Linked DNA regions of Homo sapiens: regions 2 and 3 are each linked to region 1. A link is a loop called in an ENCODE intact Hi-C map of the cell type or tissue named here. Cell type or tissue: PC-3. All regions are shown on one strand. Region 1 overlaps KCNIP4 (potassium voltage-gated channel interacting protein 4). Region 2 has its middle 180 kb from the start of KCNIP4. Region 3 has its middle 270 kb from the start of MIR12115.

Evidence for each region. A loop is a pair of places that touch in the nucleus more often than their neighbours do. Peaks named below come from ENCODE experiments on the same cell type or tissue, not always from the same donor. Only the 100,000 strongest peaks of a DNase experiment are listed, where the experiment ranks them.
Region 2: a loop joins it to region 1, with 10 times the contacts of the local background. A loop is called at or near these places in 8 of 110 quality-filtered maps.
Region 3: a loop joins it to region 1, with 15 times the contacts of the local background. A loop is called at or near these places in 5 of 110 quality-filtered maps.

Annotation. Positions count from the first base shown.
Region 1 is chr4:21,789,246-21,791,745 of GRCh38, reverse strand. All of the region lies in intron 1 of KCNIP4 (potassium voltage-gated channel interacting protein 4), which reads left to right. Among named protein-coding and RNA genes, the nearest start is that of KCNIP4-IT1, 63 kb to the left of the region's middle. In PC-3, CTCF peaks have their summits at 1,106 (motif pointing left) and 2,326 (motif pointing left); DNase peaks (open chromatin) are centred at 135, 445, 1,105 and 2,315; H3K4me3 peaks cover 600 bases; H3K27ac peaks cover 1,105 bases.
Region 2 is chr4:22,128,416-22,130,915 of GRCh38, reverse strand. No RefSeq gene overlaps it. Among named protein-coding and RNA genes, the nearest start is that of KCNIP4, 180 kb to the right of the region's middle. In PC-3, a CTCF peak has its summit at 1,256 (motif pointing left); a DNase peak (open chromatin) is centred at 1,265.
Region 3 is chr4:22,244,294-22,246,793 of GRCh38, reverse strand. No RefSeq gene overlaps it. Among named protein-coding and RNA genes, the nearest start is that of MIR12115, 270 kb to the left of the region's middle. In PC-3, no CTCF peak of the experiment used is centred here; a DNase peak (open chromatin) is centred at 1,293; H3K27ac peaks cover 1,058 bases.

The DNA.
Region 1 (2,500 bases):
ACAGGCATGAGAGGTAGTTCTTATTATTGTTTGCTTTCTACAGCTGAGGAATGGAAATACTAAGTATGTTAAGGAACCTACTCAAAGCCATAAAAGTAGGAAAAAGCAGTCAACTTTCCTCCAGTTAGGATGAGTGTGGACACAGACATCTTACTCACCAGAGTGAGTCCCGCGGTTGTGTTTATCTTCTCTGCCCACATAAATTCTTGTTTTTGTCTTGTTTTCTGCAGTGAACAGGAATTTCTAAAAGCAGCACCCTTCCCATTCTTCCTCCTTTTCTTCTTCAAATTCTCACTTGTCTGCTTTATTTTCCAGTTACTCAAATGCTATAGAATGAATGTCCCCTCTACCTTCTGCCCCGCAATTCCTGTGTTGAAATCCTAACCTCTAATACCTCCTGATGGTATCAGGAGGTGGAGCCTTTGGGAGGTGACTCAGATATAAGGATGAAGCCCTCATGAATGAGATTAATGCCCTCACACACACAAAATAACTCAGAGCTCGCTTGCCCCATTCTCCAGCCTTGTGAGTATACAATGAGAAGTCAGCAGCTGCAGCCCCAAAGAGAGCCTTCACCAGAACCCAAACATGCTGGCAATTTGTCCTCAGACTTCCAGCTTCCAGATCTGTGAGGAATACATTTCTGTTGATAATAAACTGCCCAGCCTAGAGTAGTCTGTTATTGCCCCTTAAACTAAGATACCAAGAAAAATAGCAGTCTTTGTAAAATGATGTATTCCAAGATATAACTTTTTTTTTTTTTTTTTTTTTTTTTTGTGGAGTGCGCAGGCAAATAAAGGAGCCACACATTTCAGTTGAATGAATGCAAGAGTTAAGCATTTTTAAAAGTTACAAATTATGAAGATTGTGATGCTACAGAATGATACCTTTTCAGCTTCTGTTGTCATTAACTTGGAATTATAATGGCTACTTTGAGTATTGAAAATGAGAATATTGTGCAAATCGGTCATTCCACCCTTCAAGGATATGGTTAGGGTTCTTTCTAAGATTATAAGGCAATGATTAAGCTGGATTATGCTGAAGCATCTTTCAGAATTGCAAAGGTACTTTATGAGTACAGTGTGGAAATTTTAAGTTTGAGGATAGCGCCCTCTTCTGGTTGAAAGTTCTCTTTTTTTTTCTTAATGTGTTTTCTATTTCATATTCAAATAGAAATATAATACAAAACTTGTCCTGGGAATTAATTTTTTAAAAAATTTAAAGTTGAGAAGTGGAACATAAGTTGTCATAATGTGAGGTTTTGGAAAGGTAAATCCCACCTCTAAAGCCTCCGAAATTCCTCTCCTATTCTGGTGTATGTGAAATTTGAGTGTACTCTGTAACATACTCTAAACACAAGATACAATGAGTGTGTGTAGAGTATCGTATTAAAGTGGTTGCTTAGATTTCCAGCATTGATGAAATATGTTTTTAATCGTAAGTAATTTCGAAATTGTTTTAAGGATTGAACACACTTATCAGGGAATGATTGTTGAATGGCTGATGCTATTTCCTATGAAAATGAGAGCACAGTGCTTAGTTTGTATCATTTTTATTTCTTCTAGCCTCTCATTCTCTCTTTCCATGGCTTAAACTTAATACTCACGCAAGCAGTATGTGGTTTCTTCCCAGCCTCCTCTCATTTGCCCATCCACATAATGGCTTTGCCTGGAGCTCTTTCCGTTAAATGACATGCTGAGGCAGCTTTTCATGGCAGTTTCATAACCAAAATAATATTTCCATGCTTTTCCTACTGTCAAATGTATATGAAGATGGAAAATGGGAAGAAACCGGACTTCAGTTCTGGGTTCCTATTCAAATCAATTTCCTTTAAAACAAACGCAAACTGAATCTGATGTTCATTTTCTTAAGTAATAGTTTGGAAGGCCCAACTTGGGTGGGTTGCCTTAGACATCATGTTTATTTAACTAGAAGGAATAACATAAGGTTCTGCCTCCCTTGATTTCTTCTTTGTAAGAGCAAGCACAAATATCTTGTCTTTTATTGGCACAAAAACAATAATCTACACAGAAATTAAATCTTTTGTTTATGCTGTTTTAGGAAACGATATAAGAAACTTTGAATGTCTTGACGATGAGCTAACTAGGAAAGACACATCCTGTTCTTCACACAGATGTAGCAAAGATGTTACGTAGTCTTAAACCTCCACCCCTCTGTGACCCAGTTGCTGTATCTAATAATAATACAGAAATTTAGATTTTTAAAAGAAGTACTTACTTTTTGTGAAGCCAACTGCTTACTGAAAAAGAGACCATGTTCCCTACTGGCCTTAGAATAACTGTGTAGGTACCGCCATCTAGTGGTGGTTTTGCAGACTAAAGCAAAAGAGGTTTCCATTGTCTAATTTGAAGTAGCTCTCTTCTATTAGAGATAAATTGTCAGCTGAGATGAAATGCTGCACCTGAAATTTACTTACATTTTAAATTAAACTTTGAAAGACACAATCATTCCCAAAGTAAATGAAAATTTATACAACTAA
Region 2 (2,500 bases), 340 kb before region 1:
GGGAAAAATATTTGCCCAAGGTCTCTCAACAAGGAAATAGAATTGGGATTCAATTTTAGTCCTGCCTGTTCCCAAAGGCTGTGTCATTTCCACTATACAAAGCAGCTTCTATGTGGCTCTCAAGTTCCCTTTGCAGCTTTAATTTCTCTTACACCGATTTCCTTGCAATAGAGTTGATATATACTAGGCACCTCAGGCAAAGTGGCACAGGTATTTGGCATTTGCTTTTCTCATGATATCTAGCTGAGGGTGGGGTCTAACTCTTCAGGAATATATTCCACTGTGCTTTCAACAAAACTAGTAATTGTGGCGTCTTCTAGCATTTAGGCTGCCTAATGGCTAACTTAAAAAGCTAAAGGTGACTTTACTCAGATAAAGTAATTCTGTCTGCACTCCTCTATAGTAATTTAATGTCTTGTAATTCTGTACACCATTAAGGAGCAATTAAAAGCAAGCATGTTAGGTTTCAATTCTCTAAACCTCGCAATGCAAAGTCACAGATCCTGACTCCCATTTCATTTGTTTTTAGAGGCAATGCAATCAGGACACGAATCTTTCTTATTTCTTTCCCCATTTCCCATTATCCTTCATATCCCTCTTGCCATCTAAGGGACATATGTCCCCTTGACAATCCTTCAGAGAAAAAGAATTTAGCATGAAACAGACGTGGAGTGTGGGAAGGGGGTGGAATTGAAAATAATGACAACAGCATACTCCAGAGAGATCCTGATTTCCACCTGATTTCCAGAAAGACACCCTCCTCCTGAATTCTTTTTCTTTGGCTGCTAACTACAAGTGACTGAATTAGCCTTTCATAACACTGAGGGAAGGGGCTGAAACAGGAAGAAAAAAAAAGCCCTGAGAGGAAAATTCATTGGAGGAAGCATAAATGACAATGATGTATACTAGATGTTTTTTTTTTTCTGAGAGCAGGTTTTATTAGAAAAAAGAAGAGGGGAGCTCGCCTCTTTGAACGCCTCTCTCCCTCCCACCAGCATTGGGATAAGCTCTTGACAGACATTAACCTTCACCAGGCTCCTGTGAGCTAGGTATTTACCATCTGGATTTCAGTTGATGAAATCAAAGAGGCTCGATTACTTGCCTCGGGGCGTGAAGTTAGAGAGGAACATCAGGCCTGACTCTAAAAGCTGGTATCTCTTTGGAGGTCATCAACCCGACAGTTAACAACTTGATTAACAAATACGTTTTGAGCATGATGCTGAGACTGGAGATAGAATAAGGTCTACGCCGTGAATGCTGCCCTCTGTTGGAGGAGGGTAGAACGTACCCCTTGTTTTCTGTTTGTATTTGCAGCGACCTCTGTTAGAGTAACACAATTGGCCTCCTGTGTCATCCTTCCTGGTCATTCCCCCAGGGCAGGAGACGGGCCCCAATAATTGGTAAGTTAGGAAACAAAGTATTGAACACAGTGTAGCCCTCTTTCAGAATTCTGCTTTGAGGACTCTCTGCTGGCAGAGAAACTATACCCTTTCTCATTCACTCTAATTTTAGGCTTAAAAGCCTTTCCCCTGTGAGCAGGTTGGGTCTCCAGTTCCATCGCTGAAGTATGAGTAGTTTTTCTTTTTCTTTTCTTTTATTTTAATTAATTAATGTATTTTTTATTATACTTTAAGTTCTAGGGTACATGTGCACAATGAACAGGTTTGTTACATATGTATACATGTGCCATGTTGGTGTGCTGCACCCGTTAACTCATCATTTACATTAGTTATATCTCCTAATGCTGTCCCTCCCCCCTCTCCCCACCCTACGACAGGCCCCAGTGTGTGATGTTCCCCACCCTGTGTCCAAGTGTTCTCATTGTTCAATTCCCACCTATGAGTGAGAACACGTGGTGTTTGGTTATCTGTCCTTGCAATAGTTTGCTCAGAATGATGGTTTCCAGCTTCATCCATGTCCCTACAAAGGACATTAACTTATCCTTTTTTGTGGCTGCATAGTATTCCATGGTGTATATGTGCCACATTTTCTTAATCCAGTCTATCATTGTTGGACATTTGGGTTGGCTCCAAGTCTTTGCTGTTGTGAATAGTGCCACAATAAACATACGTGTGCATGTGTCTTTATAGCAGCATGATTTATAATCCTTTGGGTATATACCCAGTAATGGGATGGCTGGGTCAAATGGTATTTCTGGTTCTAGATCCTTGAGGAATCACCACACTGTCTTCCACAATGGTTGAACTAGTTTACAGTCCCACCAACAGTGTAAAAGTGTTCCTATTTCTCCACATCCTCTCCAGCATCTGTTGTTTCCTGACTTTTTAATGATCGCCATTCTAACTGGTGTGAGATGATATCTCATTGTGGTTTGGATTTGCATTTCTCTGATGGCCAGTGATGATGAGCATTTTTTCATGTGTCTGTTGGCTGCATAAATAAATGTCTTCTTTTGAGAAGTGTCTGTTCATATCCTTTGCCGACTTTTTGATGGGGTTGTTTGATTTTTTCTTGTAAATTTGTTTGAGTTCATTGTAGA
Region 3 (2,500 bases), 460 kb before region 1:
CAACAGAATGGAGTAGTAAATATGGTTGATTTGCCATGTCTGCTGGGAGCAACATAGGAGAGGGTGATGGTCTCTGTGTTACACATTTGCTATCTCTGTAATAAATCATTGCTTTGATAAATAATAGTCACAAGTATTTCTGATAAATTTTTCTTTTATAATAGAATATATTTTAAATTTGAGAACGGTGGAATTCTGTGTCCAAAGAAAGACTGGAGGTACCAAGGTCAAAAAGTATATATAATAGCAATTTAGATTTTGTAAGAATATAGCAAGAAAATTGCCTTGAGTTGGGCAGTATCAGTGGAAAAGACACAAACTGTGTTTTATTTCTATTGTCTCACTTGATGGCAATCAACATAGGCTACTTTTGTGACCAAATGTATGTGGGTTTTTCCCCACATCTCAAGCAAGCAATCAGCTGCGCAGCAGACACCAGCTGTATGTGCTCTAATTCAATTCTGACACTATTTACCTGGAGATAGCATCAGATCCCACAGGTTGAGAGCTCAGTTCTCAAGAGTACACTCCTTCCTTCTGCTGTCAAGCCTGAGACCCAGGTTGTTTGACCTGTGCTTCTGACTGACTGGCTATAAATCAGGGATCCCATGACCCTTTTCTGGGGTTTGATTAATTTGTTAGAGTGGCTCACAGGACTCAGAGAAACATTCAAATTTACCAGTTTATTACAAAGAATATTACAAAGGGTACAGATGATGAGATACCTGGAGCAAGTTATGGTAGGGGGAGTGGTGGGGCTTCCACACTTTCCCAGGTGTGCCACCCTCCAGGAACCTCCCTGTGTTCAGTTACCCCAGAAGCTTTCTGTACCATGTCCTTTTGCATTGGATAGGCATGACTGAAGCATGGGCATCTGTGTGGAAATGTGATTGGACAAGGAGAGTACGATCTAATACAAATAGATGCAGAAAACCAACAAGATCTGTTCAGATTCTTCTTGGCCTCTCCATGCAGCATTCCTTCCTCCAGAGTATGGGGCAGAACCTCTTCTGAAATGAGGGTCTTATGATCCATAATCAGACAAAGTAGGTCAGAGAATTTCCTTATGGCCAGCTCCAAGGCAAAAAGGCGAGGTAATATTTCTCCCCATCTTGGAGAGAGGGGGAGAAAAAAACAGTAGGTGAAAGGAAGACAGAAGTTCAGAAAAAAAAGATTCTGTTTTCTGAGACCTGCTTCTGAGGCCCAAAGTGCCCTATCATTATAACAAAGGCTGTTACAAAGGCTATGGGAGTTATGAGCCAGGAACCCTGGACGAAAACAAATATATTGTGTGTGTGTGTGTGTGTATAAATATGAATCATAATGTCATATTACAGGCATGGTGAAGCTATTTTATTGCGATGATACAATTTTGGTCTCATGATTAATCTGAGTACAAAGATCAAATAATTGGCTCTGGGAAATCATGTTTACTCTGCCTTTGTAGAAATTAAAGTTGAACCATCACTTGAAGGGAAGTATAGAAGGGATTCCAGCCATATTTGGACTTCAAATGCATTAAGTGCCTAGTTCAATGGTCTCTTTAAAATGTAAGCGTACTACTCGGTTTTTATTAACTCTCATTTATTTTAGTATCTTGATTTTCTTGATGTCATGGTCACATAGGCAGAAAGGCATTGTGGATGCTACTCATTTTTAGGTGTTCAATAGAGCCTGAATTGATTAAAATTTGGCTCAACCTAGAGAAAACTTATAATATTAAAATAGGTGAAATGAATATAAGACAGAAATAGTGAAAATGGTACATGATCATTCCTATAATATTTAAGCAGAAATAGAACCTTCAATGGTAACGTTAACCTTGCAAATGGGGGACCCTTGGTATTGTACATCTACTAGTCTCTAAGTTCTTCGATTGATGCTGTGATTCAATAAGGGCTAAAAAATGTTTATTGGTGATGGTGAATATGATTCATATGCTATTGAAGACTGTATTAAGTGTTGGTCATACGTTACATAAGATATCCTGCTGCTTCCACAAGAAAAGTCTAGTTTTATTGCAACTTACCTTCCAGTCAAACCTCAGGTAGCTTTTGATCTGAGGAAACCCTCCTTATGTAATTGCCTCTGTTTCTACAGTGTCAAATTTAACACCTTCTCATCTGATTTTTCACATGCTATAAAAATCTAGCCATCACTGAGGACTTACTGCGTGCTAGGCATTGTTCTAGACATGTGGCATTTATTTTTACATGTATTATTAATTGCATCTATTGTTAATCCTCAAGGAAACCTTAAGAAGGTAATATCGTTATCCCCATTTCATGAATACAGAAATTTAGACACATGTAATTTAAATAACTTACCTAAGGTCACACAGCTAGTAGTTGTTGGAGCTGGTATATGAATTCAGCAGTACTACCTTTGTGCCTTTAAGGGAGTTATTTTCACTTTCTGGGCCTCTGTTTTTTCATCTGAAGAAATGAGATACTGAAAATATTGAGTGGTCATTCTCCTTGAGAACTGGAATAAGACAAGG